3 separate regions of the Homo sapiens genome follow, and regions 1 and 3 are each linked to region 2. Evidence: chromatin loops called from intact Hi-C (ENCODE). Cell type or tissue: IMR-90. All regions are shown on one strand.

Region 1 (8,000 bases), 530 kb after region 2:
TTTAGAGTTGCCAGTTTTTCTGCTCTATTTTTTCCCCATCTTTGTGGTTTTATCTACTTTTGGTCTTTGATGATGGTGATGTACAGATGGGTTTTTGGTGTGGATGTCCTTTCTGTTTGTTAGTTTTCCTTGTAACAGACAGGACCCTCAGCTGCAGGTCTGTTGGAGTTTGCTAGAGGTCCACTCCAGACCCTGTTTGCCTGGGTATCAGGCAACCACGAATGCTGCTGTCTGATTGTTCCTCTGGAAATTTTGTCTCAGAGGAGTACCCGGCCGTGTGAAGTGTCAGTCTGCCGCTACTGGGGGTGCCTCCCAGTTAGGCTGCTCAGGGGTCAGGGGTCAGGGACCCACTTGAGGAGGCAGTCTGCCTGTTCTCAGATCTCCAGCTGCATTCTGGAAGAACCACTGCTCTCTTCAAAGCTGTCAGACAGGGACATTTAAGTCTGCAGAGGTTACCGCTGTCTTTTTGTTTGTCTGTGCCCTGCCCCCAGAGGTGGAGCCTACAGAGGCAGGCAGGCCTCCTTGAGCTGTGGTGGGCTCCACCCAGTTCGAGCTTCCCCACTGCTTTGTTTACCTAAGCAAGCCTGGGCAATGGTGGGCGCCCCTCCCCTAGCCTCGGGGCCGCCTTGCAGTTTGATCTCAGACTGCTATGCTAGCAATCAGCGAGACTCCGTGGGCGTAGGTCCCTCCGAGCCAGGTGTGGGATATAATCTCCTGGTGCACCGTTATTTAAGCCCGTTGGAAAAGCGCAGTATTTGGGTGGAAGTGACCCGATTTTCCAGGTGCCGTCTGTCACCCCTTTCTTTGACTAGGAAAGGGAACTCCCTGACCCCTTGCGCTTCCGGAGTGAGGCAATGCCTCGCCCTGCTTTGGCTCGTGCAACGGTGCGCTGCACCCACTGACCTGTGCCCACTGTCTGGCACTCCCTAGTGAGATGAACCCGGTACCTCAGATGGAAATGCAGAAATCACCCATCTTCTGCGTTGCTCACGCTGGGAGCTGTAGACCGGAGCTGTTCCTATTCGGCCATCTTGGCTCCTCCCCCCCTTCAATTTCCTTAATACACTGTTGTTTATTATTTCCTTCCTCCTGTTCACTTTGGGTTTATTTTGCTCTTTTCCTCCCTAGTCTCTTATGGCAGAAGCTTAAATTGTTGTTTTGATACATTTCTTGTTTTGTAATACAATCATTTAATGCAGCAAATTCCCTTCCCACTTTAGCTACATCCCACAAGTTTTGATATGTTACATAGTTATTTTCTTTCATTTCAATATATTTTCTGATTTCCCTTTTTTAAGTGTGTGGTTTGCTTTCTTATTGTTTAGAAATTTTCCTGTTATCCTTCTCTTATTGATTTCTAGTTTAATTCCATTATAGTCAGAAAACATACTTTGTATGATTTCAGTGCTTTTAAATTTAAGGTTGGATATGTTATTCACAATATGGCCTATCTTTGTAAATGTTCCATGTGCATTTGAAAAGAATGTGTAGTCTGCTGTTGTAGTGTGTAGTGTTCTGTAAATATGACTTAATTCAAGTTAGTTGATAGTGTTCCATTCTATCCTTGCCACTATTTCTATATATTACATAGAAAGGAGTGTTGCAATCTCCAAGTATTATTGTCAGCATGTCTACTCCTTTTATATTCTGACAATTTTTGTTTTCTGCATTTTGAAGCTCTATTCTCAAGTGCTCATACATTTAGAATTGTTGTGCTTTCCTGGTGATGAATTGATTTTTCTTTTTTTTTTAAAAAAAGTGTATTGAGGTAAAATATACATGTATAATTCACCATCTTTACCATTTTAAGTGTAAAATTCTGTGGTGATAAATAATTTACATTATTTTTCCCCTTCATTCCCCCTTCCCCTCTCCCCTCCCCCCTCCCCCCTCCCCAGCCTCTGGTAACCACCTATCTACTCTTCATCTCCATGAGATCTCTTCTTTGGCTCCCACAAGTGAGGACATGCAGTGTTTGTCTTTCTATGCTTTGCTTATTTCACTTAACATAATGGCCTCCAGTTCCATCCATGTTGTTGCAAATGGCAAGATTTCACTCTTTTTATGGATGAATAATATTCCATTGTGTATAGGTACATATTCTTTATCCATTCATCCATTAGTGGGCACTTAGGTTGATTCTGTATTCTGGATTTTGTAAATAGTGCTGCAATAAACATTAGAAGGCAGACATCTCTTTGATACATTGACCTCCTTTCTTTTGGATATATACCCTATAGTGGAATTGCTGAATCATGTGATAGTTCTATTTTTGGTTTTTTGAGGAAACTCTATACTGATCTCCATAGTGGCTGTGCTAATTTACATTCCCACCAACAGTGTACAAGGGTTCCCCTTTCTCCACATCCTTGTCAACATCTGTTATTGCCTGCCTTTTTGGTACAAGCTATTTTAAACAAGGTGAGATAATACCTCGTTGTGGTTTTGATTTGCACTTTCCTGATAATTAGTGATGTTGAACATTTTTTCATATACTTGTTGGCCATTTGTATATCTTCTTTTGAGAAATGTCAGTTCAGATCTTTTGCCGATTTTTATTTATTTTTAAATTTTTAATACTTTTTACTCTTTTAAAATATTTTTTTAACTGACACAGGGTCTTGTTCTTTTTTCACCCAGGCTGGAGTGCAGTGGCATCATCACTACTCACTGCAGCCTCAACCTTCTGGGCTCAAATGATCCACTACAGCTTCCCAAGGAGCTGGGAATACAGGTGCATGATGCCACTGCACCCAGCTACTTTTTTTTTTTTTTTTTTCAAGAGGTAGGGTCTTACTATGTTGCCTAGGCTGATCTTAAACTCCTGGGCTCAAGCTATCCTCTCGCCTTGGCCTCCCAAAATGCTAGGATTATAGGTGTAAGCCACAGTGCCCAGACACCCATTTTAAAATCAGATTATTTGTTTTATGCTATTGAGTTGTTTGAACTCTTTATATATTCTGGTTATTACTCTCTTGGCAGAGGGACAGTTTGCAAATATTTTTTTCCCATTTTGTAGGTTGCCTGTTCACCTTGTTTCATTTGCTGTGCAGAAGCTTTTTAACTTGATGTAATCTCCGTTGTCTATTTTTGCTTTGATTGCCTGGAGCTTTTCCTCAATGTTTTCTTCTAGTAGTTTCATAGTTTCAGGTTTTAGTCCTTTTAAATCTTTAATCCTTTTTGATTTGATTTTTGTGTATAGTGAGAGATAGGGATCTGGTTTCATTCTTCTGCATTTAGTTGTTCAGTTTTCTCAGCACCATTTATTGAAAAGACTGTCCTTTCCCTATTGCATATTCTGGGATCTTTTGTCAAAGATGAGTTGGTTATAAATGTGTGGATTTATATTTGGGTTCTCTATTATGTTCTATTGTTCTATGTGTCTGTTGTTATGCCAGTACCAGTGAATTAACTTTTCTACCAATATGTAATATCCCTTTTTAACCCTGGTAGTTTTCTTTGTTCTGAAGTCTACTTTGATATTAACATAGTAGTTTTGTTTCAGTTGGGGTCTTCAATGTGCAGTTTTTTTTTTTTTTTCCATAGTTTTTCTTTTTAACCTACCTATACTATAATATTTGAGGAGAGTTTCTTATAGAGAGCATGTACTTGAGTCATTTTTATAAAATTCATTCTGTCAATCTCTATCTTTTAATTGGTGTGTTTATGTCATTTACATGTAATGTAATTATTGATATGTTTGGATTCAGGTCTTCTAATTATTATTTATTTTCTACTTTTTTCTGTATTTTTAGTTCACCTTTTTTTTTTTCCTTTGTTTGGTTTACTTAAACTTCTTTTTTAGTATTCTAGTTTAAGTTATCTAGTGTGTGTGTTATTGGGTTTTTTTTTTCTTCTTCTTTTTTTGAGATGGAGTCTCTCTCTGTCACCCAGGCTGGAGTGCAGTGGTGCAATCTAGGCTCACTGCAACCCCTGCCTCCCAGGTTCAAGCAATTCTCCCACTTCAGCCTCCCAAGTAGCTGGGACTACAGGCATGCACCACCATGCCCAGCTAATTTTTGTATTTTTAGTAGAAACAGGGTTTCACCATGTTGGCCAGGGTGGTCTCAAACTCTTGACCTCAAGTGATCCACCTTCCTCAGCCTCCCAAAGTGTTGAGATTACAGGTGTGAGCCACCACTCCCGGCCTCTAGTGGGTTTTTGGCATTAACTCTTGGTGTAATTTTTCAGTGTTCTAAGGATTACAATATACATATTTGACTTTTTGTAGTCTATTTAGAATCGATATTTCACCATTTCAAGTGGAATATCAGAATCTTACCACCATATGGATCTCCTTACCTTCCTCCTCTTTTTGTTGTAATTGTCTCATGTATTACAGCTACATACTTTGAAACTTTTTAAAATGGTGTTAAAAATTTTTGCTTTTAATTGTCTTACATATTTTAAAGAACTCAACAAGAGAAGAATAACCTATTATACTTATCCAGATATTTGCCATTTCTGTTCTTGTTCATTTCTAATGTTCCACATTTCCTTCTGGTATCATTTTTTCTTCCCCTCTTACCTACCTAAACAATACCTGGTGGCCCAGCAGAGACAAAGAATCACAGCAAGAGAAAGAGAAATCAATTTAATTAAAGATTTAATGGCTGCAGGACTACTCAGAGGCAGTTCCTAGTATAACAGCGCCACCTGCTGGAAGAGAAGCCAAATAAACTTTTTTTTTGTTCCAAGGCAGCTGTGACCAAGCTCTTGCTGGAACTGAATGCCTGACGCGAGGATGCTTTGTGACTCTTTGGCCTGCCATCCCCATTTTGGGGTGTATCAACTCACTCAATGACTAAAAAAGTGAGAAGAGCCTAAGAGATCTCTCCGTTTAAAAGGAAATGGAGTATTCAAGAGCCAGTTGGCCTCTCCTTAGCAGCATCTTGGCAGCAATCCCTTTAGCGGAAACATTATCACCAACCATGCCCCCTAAAGCAAAGCTGCTGTAGGTGTTCAGCCTCAGCACCATCTCCATAAAACAATAAGTGAACATGATCACTCTGCTCAGTGGGCAGAACTCACTGCAGTCCTAATGCCCTCGCCAGTGCTTCCCGCAAAGAAATTTGCTACATGTTAACTAACTCTTACCTGGCACCAATGGCCTGGCCGTCTGCTCTGCTGCTGGGAAGACTCTAGACTGGAAGGTTACAGACATCCCTCTTTGGAGCAGCAAACTGGAAACAAATCGAGGCCGCTGATGGGCAGCTGGTGTCACAGATGTGGATGCCCTTGGTAAGGATTCTCTGACGAGACTGACTGGAATCAAACTGCTTGATAGATCCCTACCCGAATCCACATCCACGTTTTGGGGTGCCTTGAGCCCAGGCAGGGGAATCTCAGAGGAACAAGAGTGGTAAACTCACTGCTGGTGCTGAGATACTTCAGGCTTTGGTTTTCTTCCAAATGCATCTGCTGCTATTTACTTTTCCGAGTCTTCAGATGGCTGCTCCATGCGTGCCGCCCAGGGTTACAGCTGCCTTCGGTGGGATAGACAGGTCAGGATATGCTTGTTCCATCTCATCCAGAACTGGAACCAAGGGGAGGATTTTAGCAGGTGGAGAGGAGGCAAAAGGGCATTTCCAGGAGAACAGCAGCACTAGGCAAAGCACAAAGCTGAGAACATAGGACAGGCTCTGGGGGCAAGAATAGTTCATCTGGCTGGGTCCTGAGTGCGCAAGGAGAGCAGCAGGTGAGAAATCTGACAGAAGGGCTTGGCCTTAGCATGGGGCCTCAGGAAAGGAGAGTGGGCTTTGCTGGACAGCGTCCCCGGGAGTCACGGAGAGGATCCAAGCTGAGAAGTAGCTATGGCAGAGCTGTACTACGGGGCCTACACGTTGTCCCTCCACCTGGAACTCTTTGTTCTGCTCTTCCCCCAGCCAACTCTTTCTCATCCTTCAGGTTTCAGTGTAAGTCTCTTTCCTCAGGGAAGCCTACCTGACCTCTCACCACCTGCTCAGCTCAGACCGTGGCTCCCATAGAATACTAGATTTTTCCTTCGTGGTCCTTATCATGTTGTCAATTGTTTACTTAGTCATTTGCAATGATTTGTTTCACATCCATTTTCCCTGCCAGCCTGTGAGCATATTTCTTGTTTATTGCTAAGGGCATTTGATCAGCAAACTTGCAGGAAGAATGTGCTCTCTGCCCACCAGGGCATTAGGTGCCAACATTCCCAAGGACGAAGTATGTGACCTTTCCCCATGTTGTTAGCTTGTTGCCTGCACAGACCCTACATCCCAGTGTTCCTGGTCTAGCTGACAGGGGTTGTGTGTGGAGTGGAGGGAGAAGGGGCGGGTGGCAGAAAGACTGGGTCAGAATCCACTATAGTAGGCAAAGGAGTTGCCGGCCATGCTGTAACCAGGGCCTGAGGGGTGAGGCTACACTCAAGAGTGAAGCAAACACCACCCAGACTTTTTTGAGATCCTGGATATTGGGGAGCCCCAAAACAGGACCTTCTGACATTTGCCCACCTCCTGCAGGCTGCAGCGAGCCAGGCTGCCCAGTCTTCCTCTGGCAACTCAGAGGTACCATCACACTGGTGAGAGGAAGGGAACTGAGTGCCTCTTGAGCCAGGACAGAGCTGGGGCTTCAAGTTACTATTTCCAACGCTATTAGCACATGTGATGAGGGCCTAGGGGGTGCAAGGCTCACTCTGGGGTCACTGACTTGGGGATATGGCAGGGCCAGGACAGGGACTCCAGGTCTGTCTGCTTTGAAGCCCCGCTGAACTCCAGCAGGCCCCATGCCCCTCAGGAACCACCTTGGGGAGGGGGATCTGAATTCAGGGGCCACCTCAGCCAGCTCCTTCATCATCCTCTGTCTTCCACACCTGGAGCTCGTTTATGCCAGGGCCTTGGAAGAAGATAATGCAGGATGAGGACACAGCGTGCAAACCACCCGGCTGTGTCCCACACAGCCTCCTCCTGCCTCTTCACCTGTCTTGCATCCGCCTACAAGTCTAGTCGGTTCTGTTTGGTTTTTGCCTGATAGACCTTCAATGTCTGGCAATGTCTGTCAGTAATTACAGCCCACAATTCCCTAGCAAATTTATTTAGGAATGAATTATTTCACAGACTTCAATAACAGTAAATTGCTTATTCCTAGTGGGTTCTGAGGCATTCAGAGATGGGCTATACAAAGCCATGCTGATCCTCACTGTGGGAACCCTAGGTTCTTTCCAAGCGTCCCCCATCCTCTCCCACTCATCAGGAGCTATGGGCCTCCGTCAGGGTGTGGCCCCCAGCTGGCCAGGCCACAGACTGACCAAATCCTGTTGGATCATTTCAGCTGGAGATTCTTGAGGGGAAAATGTGTGATTTAATGGAAAACTATGAATTGTTTAGATCACACCCTGTAGGGGTATCTCACTGTGTGCTGTTTTACAAATCTATAAGTTGTAAATGACTGACAGCAAACAAAATAAGTCTTGCCTATGGACATGCAAATAAATTCTCTCTGGTGAAGGGATGACCCTGCCAATGTGGAGAAACCAGTTTGGGATCCACTTGTAAGTTCATTTTAATATTCCTGATATATAAATGTGTCTATTCTTTGGATTCTCCCTTGAACATGTTGAAACATCCTATAGGTTTCTGCCAGGCAAGTTGTCAGAGCCCTGGCAGTGGAGAGTGATTGGCTCACATATGGGAAAAGAATGTACCGACAGCAGAATAGGTTTGAAGAGGAAAGTTTTATTAAACAGAAAGAACACTGCAGCAGAGTATAGCAGGGCGCTTCAGCTAGACAAGACTGAGCGTGCCAAGGTGGATTTTCCTTAGGGGTATTTATGGACCTTAAAGTGGGAGCTTAAGGGTAATTTGGACCATATTAGCCATGTAGGTAATTTGGTGCCTTGATGTCGGCAAGTGTTGCACAATGAGTTTCAACATACATGCATTCCGGAGATGCATTAGAAATCCTAGTTACTTATACATGTTTTAGAAAGAAGCCTGGTGTCAGATTATGGCTTTAGAAAATAGGAAAGTCTAATT
Region 2 (8,000 bases):
CTGGCTTCTTTACACTGGTAGACTTAGGATAGCATTCTAAGAGGTCAACAGTGGAAGCTGCAAGATCTCTTGAGACCTGGGCTTAGAAATTATGCTGTATCAGTTTTGCTACTCTTTTTTTTTTTTTGGTTGAAATAAGTTAAGATCAGCTTAGATTCAAGAAGTGGGGAAATAGATTCCACTCCCTGATGGGAGAAGTGAAATCACATTGCAAAGAGGTACACGTACCCAGATATGAAGAAATGTTGTAGTCATCTCTGAAACAATATAACACATATGTTATACAATTCTAGGTTAAAATGATTTTTACTCAGAATTTTGAGGCATTGCTTCATTGTCTTCTAATTTTTCTTGTTGCTTTAGACTATTTGTGCTGTGGTATAGCTGGCCCTCTGTGTCTGTGGGCTCTGCATCCATGGAGTCAACCTACACAGATTGGAAATATTCAAAAAAAGAATGAATGCTTGCATCTATACTAAACATGTACAGACTTTTTTTATTTGTCATTATTTCCTAAACAACACAACAGCTATTTACATAACATTTACATGATATTAGATATTATAAGTAATCTACAGATGATTTAAAGTATACAGGAGGATATGCATAGGTTATGTTAAATACTACACCATTTTATGTGAAGGACTTGAGCACCCACGGATTTTGGTATCCAAGGGAGGTCCTGGAACCAAACAACCATGAATATCAAGGGGCAACTGTATAGGTAACTCTACATTGTATAGGTAACTTTTTTCCCCTCTCTCTTTGGAAGCTTTTTGAACCTTCTCATTATTCCCAATATACTGAAATTCCATGATGAGGTGCCCTGGTGGGGATTCTTTTTCATTCATCCTGTTGTCATTTTGTGGATATTACTTAATCCAGAGATCCTGCTCTTTGATGCAGAAATGTTCTTATATCCTGTTTTTGATCATTTCCTCTCCACAGTGTTCTCTGCTTGCTCTTCCTAGAACTCCTATTATTCAGATGTTGGATCACTAAGCAGGTTCTCTAATTTTCTTAACTTTTCTGCCCTGTTCATCTCTCTGATTATTTTCTTCTACTTTTTGGGAAATTTCCTAAACTGTATTTCCTTTTCTTCTACTGAATGTTGTATTGCAGCATTCATGTTTTTACTTTTCAAGAATTCTGTCTTGTTCTGTGATTTTTCTTTTTAAAATATCTTGTTCTTATTTCCAGGATTTCCCTGATATTATTAACCACATTTTCTTTAAAGTTTTCTTCTTTTTGCTGCACTGTTTCTGTACACTTTGGGTTCTTCCTTTCTTCTTTTTCTTTCAGTTTTTTTCTTTTATAGTAGACACTTTCCTCAAATGGCATGATCCTTGGCTGTTCATCACATTGAAAGCCAACTGGGAGGCTGGGCAATGTGGCCCACTTCTGTAATCCCAGCACTTTGGGATGCCGAGGCAGGCGGATCACTTGAGGTCAGGAGTTTGAGGCCAGCCTGACCAATGTGGTGAAACCCTGTCTCTACTAAAACTACGAAAAATAGCTGGGTGTGGTGGCAGGCGCCTGTAATCCCAGCTACTTGGGAAGCTGGGGCAGGAAAATCGCTTGAACCTGGGAGGCAGAGGTTGCAGTGAGCCAGGATTGCACCACTGCACTCCAGCCTGGGCAACAGAGCGAGACTCTGCCTCAAAAAAAAAAAAAAAAAAGAAAAAGAAAAAAGAAAAGAAAGAAAGAAAGCTGATTGGAAGCTCTAGGGTATAATAGAGGCACTTTGCCTGATGGACTCCACTGCAGACCAAACCAGTGGACAAATGGCTTATTTCTTGACTATCTTTAGGTCTTTCCTCTGGGGTAGTTTACTTTCTCCAGAAAAATTTTAACAATACTGCCCTTTGCCCAGAACAAGAAAGGCCCCTGCCTTGGGCTCCATGCTTTGGAGGGCCTCATCCTGGCCCTGCTCCTGCCATCCTTCCCTATAGGGCAAGTCCACAGGACCAAGATGTTATGCCCACCTGGAACCCAAGCTGCTCTCTAGACTATTCTCCAGGCACCAGGACCTCAGATGCCCACATGACTCTGAACATGTCCCCAAGGCCTGTATGTGTGTGTCATTTTCAGAGCATCCGTAGGGGTGCACCCCTAAGCATGAAAAGGGGCTAAATGGCAGCTGATTGCAGGGGAAGGTATGGACAGAGTTTGAATGTATAGTCTCCAGTGTCTACACATCTGGGGTTCACGGCTCAAGGGTGAGAAGAAAATGGCTGTAGGCTATGGCTGGCAACCAGGAGCTGGACCAGCTCTTCCCATGCCATCGTGCTCCTATGCAGAGTGCCAAGGATTTTGTCAGAGTAGGAGGCTAGCACATATTTTAGTTAATATTTCTTATGTTTAATTTATGAATGTTAAATATTTAGACATATGACATATGGGTATCCATTTGAACTTTTGTCCTGGGCCCCACTGATGCTGGGAGTGAGCCTGCATCTTTCAGCCTCCCAGCCTCACTAGAACTGGGTGGGGAAAGATGCAGGGTCACTCTGTCCACTCCTCAGTTCCCGTTACTCTCCCCGCATTCTTGTCGTCAGGCACACTTCTACCTTCTCTAAATCCTGAAGCCACTCTGGTTCATTCTCCCTAGAGGCTGTACATGCTGCCTCCTTGGTCCTATGAAGGTGCCACGAACACAACAAGCTACACCAGGGAAGAACTGGAGTGTATGTTCCTTATGATACACTTGAAAGCCCAACTGCAGGGAACCTGAACACATGGATCTGCATGCTAGTGAAACACTGCACGCTTTATATTGCACATTTCTAGTGGAAAATACTATGACTGTACCTGGCAATATTTTCATAAATATTATCCTGGAATTCCATTCATATTCTTAGAAAATAATTTAGCAGGAGCAAAAAAAAATGAATAAATAAATAGCCATGTTCAAAAATAAGGTTTATTGTAGTATTAATTATAAAATTAAAAACTGGAAATTTATATGTCTATCAATATGAGGTATATTTGTATTACTTATAATACATGAATACAACCATGCATTATTTAAATGTACTTATGAAGACCATGTTGAAATACACAAAATCTTTAGAGTAAAACAGAATACAAATAGTGTACATTGACTTTAGCCACTGGAAAGCAATTGTATGGGGGTAGAAGGGTCTTGAGTGTCCAATTTTCGATTATTTTTTCTAAGGTAACTTCACCTTTTCTGGTTAAAAAGTTTTAGCTAGTTATCTATTTAGCTAAAAAAAAAAAAAAAAGTAAGGCTATTTTACCAAACTGTGGATAAATGTGACATAATATTTGCTGTGCCCCAGGAGGAAATGAGAGAATTTTTTTTTTTCTTTGAGGAGTTTTGCTCTTGTCACCCAGGCTGGAGTGCAGTGGCGTGATCTCGGCTCACTGCAACCTCCACCTCCCAGGTTCAAGCAATTCTCCTGCCTGAGCCTCCCGAGTAGCTGGGATTACAGGCACCCACCACCATGCTCAGCTAATTTTTGTATTTTTAGTAGAGACAGGATTTCACCATGTTGCTCAGGCTGGTCTTGAACTCTCGACCTCAGGTGAACCACCCGCCTTGGCCTCCCAAAGTGCTGGGATTACAGGTGTAAGCCACTGTGCCCGACCGAGGATAATAATTTTTGATAACCAGACATGCTTCCTGCAACAGAGAGCTTCAGCACCCAGGTGGAAAGGAAATCCCCAGGTCACAATGAATGGAGGACTCTGTCCTGACTGCAGCAAGTAGTGTCTCCGAGTGATGTCAAAACAATTTGTTTCCACCCATAAGTTGAAGAGGAAAGACCAGGACAGGTCTTCATGGGACCGTTTAGGAAGTTAACAAAAAGTGCTTCACTCTGTAAACTGCAAAAAGCACTGTAAAAGTAACCCTGGAGAGGTTGGGCGGCACTTAGATGGACAAGAAAAGGAGGCAGTGAGAAATCAGGCAGAGGCAGATTTATTACAAAGGTAACAAGGTTTCAGCTCAGGGCTGTTACTGTGCAGACTTCTTCCAAAGCCCCTTCTCTTCTCATGCAAGTCAATCTTTTTGTATCTAATTTTTAATTCATGGTTTTATATTCTTTGTTTGTTTCTGTTTGGGGTTGGGTTTTTATTGGGTTTTGGTTTGTTTTTTGTTTTGCAGGGTTTCTTTTTCTTTTTCTTTCGAGACAGGGTCTTGCTGTGTCACTCAGGCTGGCTCACTGCAACCTCCACCTCCCTGGCTCAAGCAGTCCTCTCACCTCAGCCTCCAGAGTAGCTGAAACCACAGGTGCATGCAGTCACACTCAGATAATTTTTAATATTTTATAGAAATGAAGTCTCACTATATTGCCCAGGCTGGTCTCAAACTCCTGGCCTCAAGTGATGCTCCTGCCTCAGCCTCCTAAAGTTCTGGGATTACAGGTATCAGCCACTGCACCTGGCCTGATTTTGTATTCTTTTCCTTAAAGATGACTTTAAAATTGCATGCATTTTAGGCTCACAAAACCTAGATCTGCTGCTGAGAATGGGCACTATATATTAAAGCTCTCTCAATGTACACACACACTCCACATAGATGCATTAAAATACTCTCTCTATATATACATATACACATCTCTATACATATTAAAACGTTTTCTATATGTACATATATTTATATATTTTTGTATACAGTCACACACCCACTCAGAAAGAGAGAGAGAGAGACTCTACCTAATGAAATCACCAATGCAAAGCAGCGTCCTTAAAGAATTCTAAGAAAAATAGGGAACCCCAAAAGAATGGTCGATGTAAAGTAGGTTTAAGTAATCTGATCAAGAAATAATTCAGAAACTAACTTTTAAACGACACCAACATCAATACTGAAAATCATCTGAAATCTGGTCCATTCAGTAACCCAGGCAGAGGGTCAGAGGTGTGATCATGTTTGCCATTCTTCTCTTTAGGATTTGCTGACCCAATTTGCACCAGTTTTTAGCCTCTTGAAGAAACAAATTCTGCACTTACCTAATGCTGCCAGCAGGTGGTAGACTTGGATTACTCAGGCATAATTATTTTGAGGCACTGAGCTAAAATACAAACTGGCTCATTTGATCTCGATTCTATAAGATAGATCCTGTGGTTTTCCTCGCTTTTCAGATGAGACATAGTAAGACTTAGAGATGTTCAATCACTTGCTCATATAGTATGATGTTTTCCATGATTTTTATTTGGAGATTTGCAAAGTGAGTTATGTAGAAGTTAATTCTGTCTGCACAAACAAGAGAATAGGGAAAAGACTAAAAACAAAAAGGAAAGACAGGCTGAAGGTGCCTGCCAGGTGGATGGATCCTAGCTTTCCTTCTGCTTCCAAGGATGTCCTGAACTCTTCCCTTGGCAAGAAGAGCCTCAGCCTTTCTTGGAGATCCGAGGTGCTGGGAACACTGCCTGCCCAGTGAAGGTTTCTGCTGCTTTCAGTGTCCTTGGATGGCTTGTTGTATCAGCATCCTCTTCAAGCACTAGCCAGCATTCGGTTCTAGCAGTGGATCTCTGGATCCGCTGGATCCCTGTAGCCTGTGCTGTCCTCAGTAGCTTACCCCTCCCTCTCGGATAAAAAAGAGCTGAGAAGGATGGGACACAGTTGGTCCAGAGGGCTTCTTCTGATCAGAGGGTCACTCCAAAGAACAAATGCCATCACTGGAGCCAGCCTTCCAGTGCCTAGCGTCTCTCATCGCAGTTGAAAGGTTGTGGCACACTCCAAATGCCTTTTCCTCTCTTCCCTTGCTGAAGGCCCTGGAGGCCAGAGGTAGTTGTTGGTGGAAACGGACATGGCAGCTTCTGTATGGACAGCATTCTTTTTTTTTTTGAGATGGAGTCTCTTGCTGTCACCCAGGCTAGAGTGCAGTGGCATGATCTCAGCTCACTGCAAACTCCGCCTCCCGGGTTCAAGTGATTCTCCTGCCTCAGCCTCCTGAGTAGCTGAGATTACAGGCGCCCGCCACCATGCCCAGCTAATTTTTTTGTATTTTTAGTAGAGACAGGGTCTCACCATGTTGGCCAGGATGGTCTCAATCTTCTGACCTCGTGATCCACCCACCTTGGGCTCCCAAAGTGTGGGGATTACAGGCATGAGCCACTGAACCCAGTTCATGGACAGCTTTCTGTCATCCCAAGGAGATGGCACTCTGACCATCTGTGGGACTTCCCTTTCAATCTCACAGGCCAACCTGGTCCCTGCTAGATGTACACCTGGCTCCCGAACCTCCCTGAAAGCGCCATTGTCCTTGTGATCATCTGATAAGAGCCATCTAGCTCACTGAACACGAGAACTGTGGGACCGTGCCCATGGCTTAAGCCTGTAATCCCAGTGTTTTGGGAGGCTGGGGCGGGAGGATGACTTGAGCAAGGGGTTTGAGGTTACAGTGAGCTATGATCATGCCACTGCACTCCAGCCTGGGTGATAGAGTGAGATGCTGTTCTATAAAAAAGAACTGTGGTCTTTTCTTTTCTCACAATCACCATCCAGTGCAATGGGAGGCACACAGTGGCCATCACAGCTCATGAACAAATCACTTGCTAATGCTTATTTTTACAATATTTTATGTGTATCAAAAAGCAATTTGTTTAATAAACAATAATGGCTTTCCTTGAGTGAGGTGAGCAAAAAAATGGATGCCTGAGTTAGAGGCCTGGGTTCAAAACCTAGCCCCACTACTTACGAGCTCAGGGTCCTAGGGCAAGTGACTTACTCTCTCCGTGCCTCTCTTCCCTCATTTCTAAAATGGAGATGGTAATAGTCATAGATTTCTCATAAACTTGTTAGAGAGGATTAAGTAATTTAATACCTGTGAAGTGCTTACAATGGTGCCCACAATGATCATTATTCAGCAGTTTATCACAATGGTGAAAAGGCAGACCTAGGTTCAAATCTTATCCTTGCTCTGTATAAGTCGTCCTCTGATCTTGATTGGGTCAATTAATCCCTCTAAGCCTCAGTTTCCTCATTTGGAAAATGTAGGTATAAATACCTACCCTTAGGGTTTTTGTGAGAATTAAATAAAATAAAAGTGCATGACTCTATATACATTCACAAGTAGAAAATAAATGTTATTTTTATTAATAAATTTCTTTAATAAGAAATAGTTTTTAATGTGCAAAAAAGTATGATCTCAATAACCCTACTCATCTTCAGTTACTGCAATCAAAATTCCAACATACTACTTTGTCACTAAGTCACTAAATGAGTTGTTTTTCTCCATGTTTTATGAGAAAAGTCATCGTGCTTCCACTGGTAAGAATTAATTATTGCTGAGTGAATGATTAATTCAGCATCATTAAGCAACTGTGTTTTTTAAAAAGGCTAATTTGAGCTATAAGCAAAACATGTGGAAAGGGTACAACTACTATAAATTCAACATTTTGAATAGATTTCTCGTAAATCTGCTGCTTTAAATGTTAAATAAACATTTAAAATTCATTGGGACTTCTTAGCTGAAGCCATGTTTTAACAGGATTTATAAGTTTTTTCTAAAATTGGGGACCAAACTCTGCGTGTGAAATCATTTTTAAATGCTTCCCTCATGGGAACTGTTGAAATTAGTGACTAGATTATTTTAATGGTTTCTGCTTATACATTGGTTCCACCCACTAGATCCTCACTCAGCTCCTTAAGAGCAGGGACTATGTAAAATGCATCTTTGTGCCCCCAGCACGAAGCACAGTGCTCGGCACTATGATCCATCAAGTTTCATTAACCAAAGCTGGTGAAGAAGGCCAGGAGAGGAGGGTAGTGAGCCAGAGAGGAGCCCAGGGTGGCATCCAGCCAAGATCTCAAAGGGATGACAAAAGGGTGTTCTAAACTCCCAACGAGCTGTCTGGAAAGGCCAGGGCTGAGCTTTTTTCAAGAATCCTGGAGAGCCACCACATATGGCTTTTCCATCAATGCAAAGAACAGAGTCACAAGAGCACTAAGAGAAGCTACACAGAAGGGCACGAGTTATTGGTGGCACGGGGGAAAGTCTGGAAACCTATACACCAAATCATTCAAGGTTAAC
Region 3 (8,000 bases), 270 kb after region 2:
CACAAACTCAGCTTATAAGAAAACACAGTATCTTGAAAGTGTATTAAAATGAAGCATGATAAAACGAGGTATGGCTGTATTTGATTTAAATTTAGAATTTGGTAAGATGCAGCTCTGTGGATGTTTCAAAGAAGCATGTGACTAGTTTCTTAATTTATATTTTTGAGGTCTAAATATTGTCCTAAAATATTTTATGTTTAACTGAGTTTTTTCAGGAATCGTGTAATCTTTTAGTTGTTGATAATACAAGTAATTATTTCCATCAAAGGGAAAAAGTTACTTAAGCAAAAGACTTAGCCCTGTTTATGGGCTCTGCATTTTCTGTCCTTTCTTTTTCATGTAATACATTATATGCATCTTACATGTCATTGTTTTCCTTTTAATATATGGATGTATGATAATTTATTTAACTGCTCTGTTCTCTGTTACTTTTTTTTTTTTAAATAGACAGGATCTCACTTTGTCATCCACACTGGAGTACAGTGGCAAGATCATAGCTCACTGTAACCTCACACACCTCCTGCCTCAGCCTCCCAAGTAGCTAGGACTACAAGTGTACCTCACAATGCCTGGCCAATTTTTTATTTTTTTGCAGAGATGAGGTTTTGCTGTGTTGCTCAGACTATTTATTTTTATTGCTTTTCTATTCTTAACAGAATTTCAGAGAACATCTCTTCAGTTAACTTTTCACTCACATATTGATCCGTTAATAATTCTGATAAATTTCTAAAGATGAAATTGCTGATTCATGTTAAAGACTTGATCCTGTTAACCAGTCTTATTGCCTTCTTTGATGATTTCTGAATATTATCTATAAGCCTTCTGTCCAAGGCCATTCATTTTCTCCAGAGGAAAACACACCAGATTTGCTGGTTAGATAACATAGGACATCTGTTTTTTGAACAGTGCTTTTACCTCTTAGCACTGTGATTTGGGTCCCTAGATGCGCACACTCTTTTGCTGAGCTTCTTATCTTCCATCTTTTAGTTATATGGGATAAGGGTTTTACCAGATTCGTGTAGAGTTTTAGTTGATCCTTCTTGTCAACCTTAAGACTTATCATTACATATTAAGGAGACTGGTACTGCAAAGTCCGGAACATATCCAGAATTCCTCAGGATGAATTACATTACTTTCGGTCATTATTTCCTGTTGCAGCTGTCCTCATCTTCCAACAGGTTCGTCCTTTCCATTCCTTTCCTTCCCCTTCCATTCTTTCAGATGGAGTCTCACTCTCTCACCCAGGCTGGACTGCAGTGGCGTGATCTCAGCTCGCTGCAACCTCTGCCTCCTGGGTTCAAGCAGTTCTCCTGCCTCAGCCTCCTGAGTAGCTGGGATTACAGGTGCGCGCCATCACGGCTGTCTAATTTTTGTGTTTTTAGTAGAGACAGGGTTTTGCCATGTTGGCCAGGCTTGTCTCAAACTCCTGACCTCAGGTGACCCGCTCACCTCGGTCCCCCAGAGTGCTGAGATTACAGGCGTGAGCCACCACACCCGGCCGTCCAACAGGTTCTTGACATTGGTATGCTGTGGTCCACTTTCCTCTGTGCTTGTGGATTTCTGCCTGTGTAAATTGCTTTATTATTTTAGTGACTTATTGGGAGGGAGCAGATAAACATGAGTTTGCTCTATCATATAAATGGAAGACTTTTTATGTCTTAATTAAGTAGAACTGTAACATACATGTTTCATAACTGCTGCCAAACCACCCCTGTCTAAGTGGTTGTCATGTACTACCTGGCTTATAAGATGATCTTCTGCTCCCTCTCATATCTCCCTACATCATTGCAACCATATGGATCTTTTAAGAAATCAGATCCCATCACACTCCTCTTTAGAAACTCATCAATGGGCCAGGCGCGGTGGCTCATGCCTGTAATCCCAGCACTTTGGGAGGCTGAGGCGGGTGGATGACGAGGTCAGGAGATCGAGACCATCCCAGCTAACACGGTGAAACCCCATCTCTACTAAAAATATAAAAAATTAGCCAGGCGTGGTGGTGGGCTCCTGTAGTCCCGGCTGCTCGGGAGACTGAGGCAGGAGAATGGCGTGAACCCGGGAGGTGGAGCTTGCAGTGAGCCAAGATCACGCCACTGCACTCCAGCCTGGGCGACAGAGCGAGACTCTGTCTCCAAAAAAAAAAAAAAAAAAAAAATCAATGGTCCCCATTACACTTTTGGATCTTATTTTGAACTCAGACACCATTTAACCTCATCTTGTATCATCTTGGCTTGCATTTTGTTTTTCAGGTATATCAAGCATGTTCTAAAATCAGAGCTTTTTGCTTTGCTGATTGTTAACAGAGAGGGACTGGAATGCTCTTGCCTCCTGCTCTTTCCTTAGCTGGTTCCTTTTCCACTCAGGTTTATATTCCTATGTCAAGTCTTCAGAGAGTCCTACATCCTTTTCTTTTGGTCCCATCTACTCATTCCTCTGGCCCCCTCTTCCCAACTGTATTACATTGTCATTTTGGTTTTTGTTTTTCTTCCATATTCTTTCTATTAATACTTTATATACTTAGTTTTCATGTGCACCTGCCACTAGGATGTGAGTTTCATGAGATGAACCTTGTTTTGTTTTTCATATTTATTACCATGCCCTCAATGCTTAGAGTAGTTTCTGTCTCCTGGTAGGCACTCAGGTGTTTGTGTTAAGTAAATGAATGCCATTAGAAATGTAACTTGGGGCTGGGAGCGGTGGCTCACGCCTGTAATCCTAGCACTTTGGGAGGCCGAGGCGGGTGGATCACGAGGTCAGGACATCGAGACCATCCTGGCTATCACGGTGAAACCCCGTCTCTACTAAAAATAGAAAAAATTAGTTGGGCGTGGTGGCGGGCGCCTGTAGTCCCAGCCACTCGGGAGTGTGAGGCAGGAGAATGGCGTGAACCCAGGAGGCAGAGCTTGCAGTGAGCCGAGATTGCGCCACTGCACTCCAGCCTGGGCGACAGAGCGAGACTCCTTCTTTAAAAAAAAAAAAAAAAAGTGTAACTTGGAAGAGGTATATATTTAAAATTGGTAACTTACTTGTAGCTAAATCAGAAAAGAATGATACTTTAATAAATAAAAATGATTGAAAGACACTTGAGGATTTTGAATAAAATTATATCCAACATAATTGGTTAAATCATTTTAGCAGAGTCCAGTACTTAAAAAGTCTTAAGTGGGCTGTGTGTTCAAGGCATGCAGTTTGTAGAGCTGCAGTTGAGCATTTTGAACAAAGGAGTAAATTATCGTCTTGAAATTGTAAAATTATTTTACCAGCTTGCATTTTTTCCCCTTCTGTAGGAGAATAACACTAACAATATGTGAGAATAACGTGAATAAGAAATGAACAGTAGTAATCCTTAGCATTGTATAAGTACTGAATTTGTAAAGAGTAATAGTGCCATCTAGTGGAAGAGCGGGAGCTACAGATGAAACCAGAGTCCTTAAGCCAGTGTTCATTCTTTTACGTTAAAGTATGTAACAGAGAGGAATTTACACTCTATTGCCCTTTGTGCCTGTTCACTCATTCATGGAATGGAAATGTAATATCAATACTAATGCTAATTACTGTCAAGAGAGGCATTCATAGAACTCTGATGGTTAAAACAATGATGCATATAGGCAGTTACGCTTTCTTGAGACGAAGTCCTTAATAAACTGCTAACAAAGATTACATTTTGTTGTTACTGTATCAGTTCTTAGAAGTGAGATGAGATTGAAAAGTAGTTTGGAGCCACATTGTGGAGGGCACTTGAATGTCAGGCCCAGTAGAGGTTGATAACAGGCCAAAGGGAAGAAAGGAGTGGTGGTGTTGGCAGTGTCTGAAAATGGTTATAGTTGTTGAGTGGATTAGATTGGAGAGAGATTAGCAGTAGGGAGACCAGATGCAACTTAATTAGAAAAATGTGCTCAGCAGTAAAAGCCTGAACTACAGTGGGTGGTAGCAGTGAAGTGTGTGTGTGTGTGTTTTGAGACAAGGTCTCACTCTGTTACCCAGGTTGGAGCTCAGTGGCACAATCATGACTGACTGCACCCTCGACCTCCCAGGGCTCAGGTGATCAGCCTCCCGAGTAGCTGGGACTACAGGCGAGTGCCACGACTCCCGACTAATTTTTGTGCTTTTTGTAGAGACAGTGTTTCACCGTGTTGCCCAGGCTGGTCTCGAACTGCTGGGCTCAGGTAGGTGATCCACCTGCCCTCGCCTCCCAGAGTGTTGGGATTACAGGTGTGAGCCACTGCACCTGGCAGTTTTTTTTTTTATTGCAAAAGTAGTACATGCTTATCATAGTTGAAAAACCATTGATAAGCACATGCAGATACCATCCAAAATTTTTATCACCCATTGAATACCTTTTGGCAAGATTTAGAAGGATAGAATCAGACTGTACATGTCATTTTATATAGTGTCTTTTTGCACATTTACTATAAAAATTTTCATGTGATTATAAATCTCATTTAATAGCTAAATTACATTGTTCTATGGAAGTAGTATTTGTTTAGCCAGCTAACTGTTTAGCGTTTATATTTCTTCCAGTTCCTTGCTATTGAAGAACAGTGCTTTAAATCACCTTTTGGCATTTATGTTACTTCCAGTTTGATACTGAAAACATTGCTCTGAATCACCCTTCAACTAAGTTTTGGCTTATCTGTGATAGTCTTCTCATAAATTCCTAGAAGTAAAATAATTTAAAAAAAGCAAAAGGAGATATGGTTTTCATGCTTGAGTTAGTTACAGTTTTAACAAAACAGGCCGGGCGCGGTGGCTCATGCCTGTAATCCCAGCACTATGGGAAGCCGAGGCGGGCGGATCATCTGAGGTCAGGAGTTCAAGACCAGCCTGACCAACATGGAGAAACCCTGTTTCTACTAAAAATACAAAAATTAGCTGGGTGTAGTGGCAGGCAACTGTAATCCTAGCTGCTCGGGAGGCTAAGACAGGAGAATCGCTTGAACCCAGTAGGTGGAGGTTGCGGTGAGCCAAGATTGTGCCATTGCACTCCAGCCTGGGCAACGAGAGTGAAACTCTGCCTCAAAAAAAAGAAAAAAGAAAAGATATTCTTTGTAATGACATGGGGTTGTGGAAATGGGAACTCTTAACATATTGTTGATGTAAATTCATTTGGTCCACTCTGTGGAGGACAGTTTGGTAATAAGTATCAGAAGCATTTATTTTACATAGTTTTTTTCTCTTTGCCTTTTATCAGATTACTTAAATGTATGTAGTGATTGAAAGTAACTAGTAGACCAAATTCTGGGTGCACAGGGATGGTATAGTTTTATTTTACTGTTTTAAAAAACTTCAGGTAAAATACACATAAAATTTGCCATATTAAGCATTTTTAAATGTATATAGGTCACTAGTGTTAACTATATTCACATGATTTTGCACCTTATTTCTAGAACTCTTCATATTGCAGAACTGAAACTCTGTACCTACCCATTCAACAATTTCTCATTTCCGCCTTCACCCAGCCACCAATTTTTCTTTCAGTCTCTGAATTTGGCTATTCCGGATACCTTATATAAGGGAAAGCATACAGTATTCTCTTTTTGTGACTGGCTTATTTCTTTAGCATAATGCCCTCTAGGTTCATCCAATTTGTAGTACATGTCAGAATTTCCTTCCTTTTTAAGGCCGAATAGTAATCCATTGAATGTATACACTGCATGTTTTCATTTGTCCATGGCTGTATACTTGGGTTGCTTCCACCTCTTGGCTATTGTGAATAATGCTGCTATGGACTGTTGGTGTACAAATAATATCTTTGAGGCCGGGCATGGTGGCTCACGCCTGTAATCCCAGTACTTTGTGGGTGGATTATTTTATGTCGGGAGTTTGAGACCAGCCTGGCCAACATGGTGAAACCCTGCTTCTACTAAAAATACAAAAATTAGCCGGACGTGGTGGCTGGCACCTGTAGTCCCAGCTATTTGAGAGGCTGAGGCAGGAGAATCACTTGAACCCGGGAGGCTGAGGTTGCAGTGAGCGGAGATCACGCCACTGCACTCTAGCCTGGGCGACAGAGTGGGACTCTGTCTCAAAAAAAAAAAAAAAAAGTATGTGAATGTGTGTGTGTGTGTGTGTGTGTGTGTGTGTATATATGTGTATATATGTGTGTGTGTGTGTGTGTGTGTGTGTATGTGAGACCCTACTTTCAACTTGTTGGGGGCATTTACTGAGAGGTTGAATTGCTAGATTATACATTAATTCTATTTTCAAATTTTCTTGAGAACTGACATACTGGTTTCCATAGTGCTACAACATTTTGCATTCCCACCAACAGAGCACGAGGGTTCCATTTTCTCCACATCCTCACCAACATTTGGTGTTTTCTGTCTTTGTTGATAGTAGCTATCCTAATGTATATTAGGTAGTATCTCATTGTGGTTTTGATTTGCGTTTCCCTAATAATTAATGATATTGAACACCTTTTTCATATGCTTATGGCCATTTGTTTAGCTTTGGAGAAATGTCTATTCAAGTCCTTTGCCTATTTTATTTTTATTTATTTATTTATTTATTTTCTTGAGACGGAGTCTCGCTTTGTTGCCCAGGCTGGAGTGCCGTGGCGCGATCTCGGCTCACTGCAAGCTCTGCCTCCCAGGTTCACGCCATTCTCCTGCCTCAGCCTCCCGAGTAGCTGGGACTATAGGCGCCCGCCACCACACCCGGCTAATTGTTTTTTGTATTTTTAGTAGAGACGGGGTTTCACCGTGTGTTAGCCAGGATGGTCTCGATCTCCTGACCTCGTGATCCGCCTGCCTTGGCCTTCCAAAGTGCTGGGATTACAGGCGTGAGCCATGGCGCCCAGCCTTGCCTATTTTAAAATCAGGTTGTTTTCTGTTGTAAGTGATGGTGTCATTTTAGGTTGATGATATTTGTTATAGTCGGGAACTAGAAAGAATTTGGAGACCATCTAACTGACTTTTTACTGGAAATGATTCTGGAATATTTCCTGAAAGATGAGATAGTTTAGCCAGCTTCCGCTTGGAAGTTTCTGGTGTAAAGGGAACATACTGTTTTGAGAGTAGTCTGTTCTATCTTCTGGACAATTGCTAGAAATTTATATGCTTTTTTATTTGTTTATTTTTAATATTTATGACACATGCTGGCAGTAATAGAAATTTATAAGCTTTTTAAAGAAATTAGCAAAAAATATTTGTCCAAATACATATATTCTTTTATATATGTATGTGTATGTAGGTGTGTGTATATTTATATACTCACACTGTGGAGAAAATGTGGAGTACCAAAAATCACAGGAAGATAATAAAAACCACAAATACTGAAAATGCATGACTTGAAACAATATCCCATTATCTGAGTTTCTCTCAGACTCCTTCCTTATGGTTTTTTATGGACCTGTTTTGTTTATAGGATTCTAGATAGATCATTTTGTTGGTGTTTAAGAAATTTTATTTTTGAAACGTTTTACTGTTTCATTATCGTTATTCATGCATTATTTCTCACATAAAATTTTACTTGATTCATGTGTCAGAAATGTAAAAAAACTTTTTTTTACTTGTAAAGATATTCCAGAAAAAAGAAAAATTACATTTTAATATTTTAAAATAAAGGATAAAAATAAAGATGTCATGAAGAGCAACAAAAATGGCGCAGGTCTTTGCATGTCTGAGAGTGGCTCTCCTTCCTGTTCACCCGTGGACAACAGCTTCACTGAATATCTTTTTGTCTTTTGGCCTAGATATTGTATTTTTTTCCTTTATCCTAAACTGACTAGCACCTATCTCGGATATTGGTCTTTCATTAATTTTGCTTGATATTTGATGTGCCCTTATATTGGGAAGACCCAAGTTGTCTTTTATTTTTGCTTCTCAGTTTATAGTTTTTTTCTTAAATCTTATTATAGGTATATTGAATGTTCTGAATCTTCACGCTGCTCATCTTTTGTTTTGCCTCACTTTTCTCATTTTCCTTCACTATTTCCTATGGTTTTGTTGTTGCCATTTTTTGTTATACTAATTCTTCCTTACTGCATGAGAACTCTGCTT

Evidence for each region. A loop is a pair of places that touch in the nucleus more often than their neighbours do. Peaks named below come from ENCODE experiments on the same cell type or tissue, not always from the same donor. Only the 100,000 strongest peaks of a DNase experiment are listed, where the experiment ranks them.
Region 1: it touches region 2 in a loop (16-fold over the local background); 55 of 110 quality-filtered maps call a loop at or near these places.
Region 3: a loop joins it to region 2, with 12 times the contacts of the local background. A loop is called at or near these places in 99 of 110 quality-filtered maps.

Annotation. Positions count from the first base shown.
Region 1 is chr18:35,753,354-35,761,353 of GRCh38, reverse strand. No RefSeq gene overlaps it. Among named protein-coding and RNA genes, the nearest start is that of MIR187, 150 kb to the left of the region's middle. RefSeq lists an enhancer at 4,515-4,809. In IMR-90, a CTCF peak has its summit at 4,652 (motif pointing left); a DNase peak (open chromatin) is centred at 4,663; H3K27me3 peaks cover 2,326 bases.
Region 2 is chr18:36,281,873-36,289,872 of GRCh38, reverse strand. No RefSeq gene overlaps it. Among named protein-coding and RNA genes, the nearest start is that of FHOD3, 12 kb to the left of the region's middle. In IMR-90, a CTCF peak has its summit at 4,992 (motif pointing right); a DNase peak (open chromatin) is centred at 5,002; H3K27me3 peaks cover 196 bases.
Region 3 is chr18:36,013,258-36,021,257 of GRCh38, reverse strand. All of the region lies in intron 6 of RPRD1A (regulation of nuclear pre-mRNA domain containing 1A), which reads left to right. Among named protein-coding and RNA genes, the nearest start is that of RMP24, 45 kb to the right of the region's middle. In IMR-90, a CTCF peak has its summit at 3,394 (motif pointing left); a DNase peak (open chromatin) is centred at 3,387.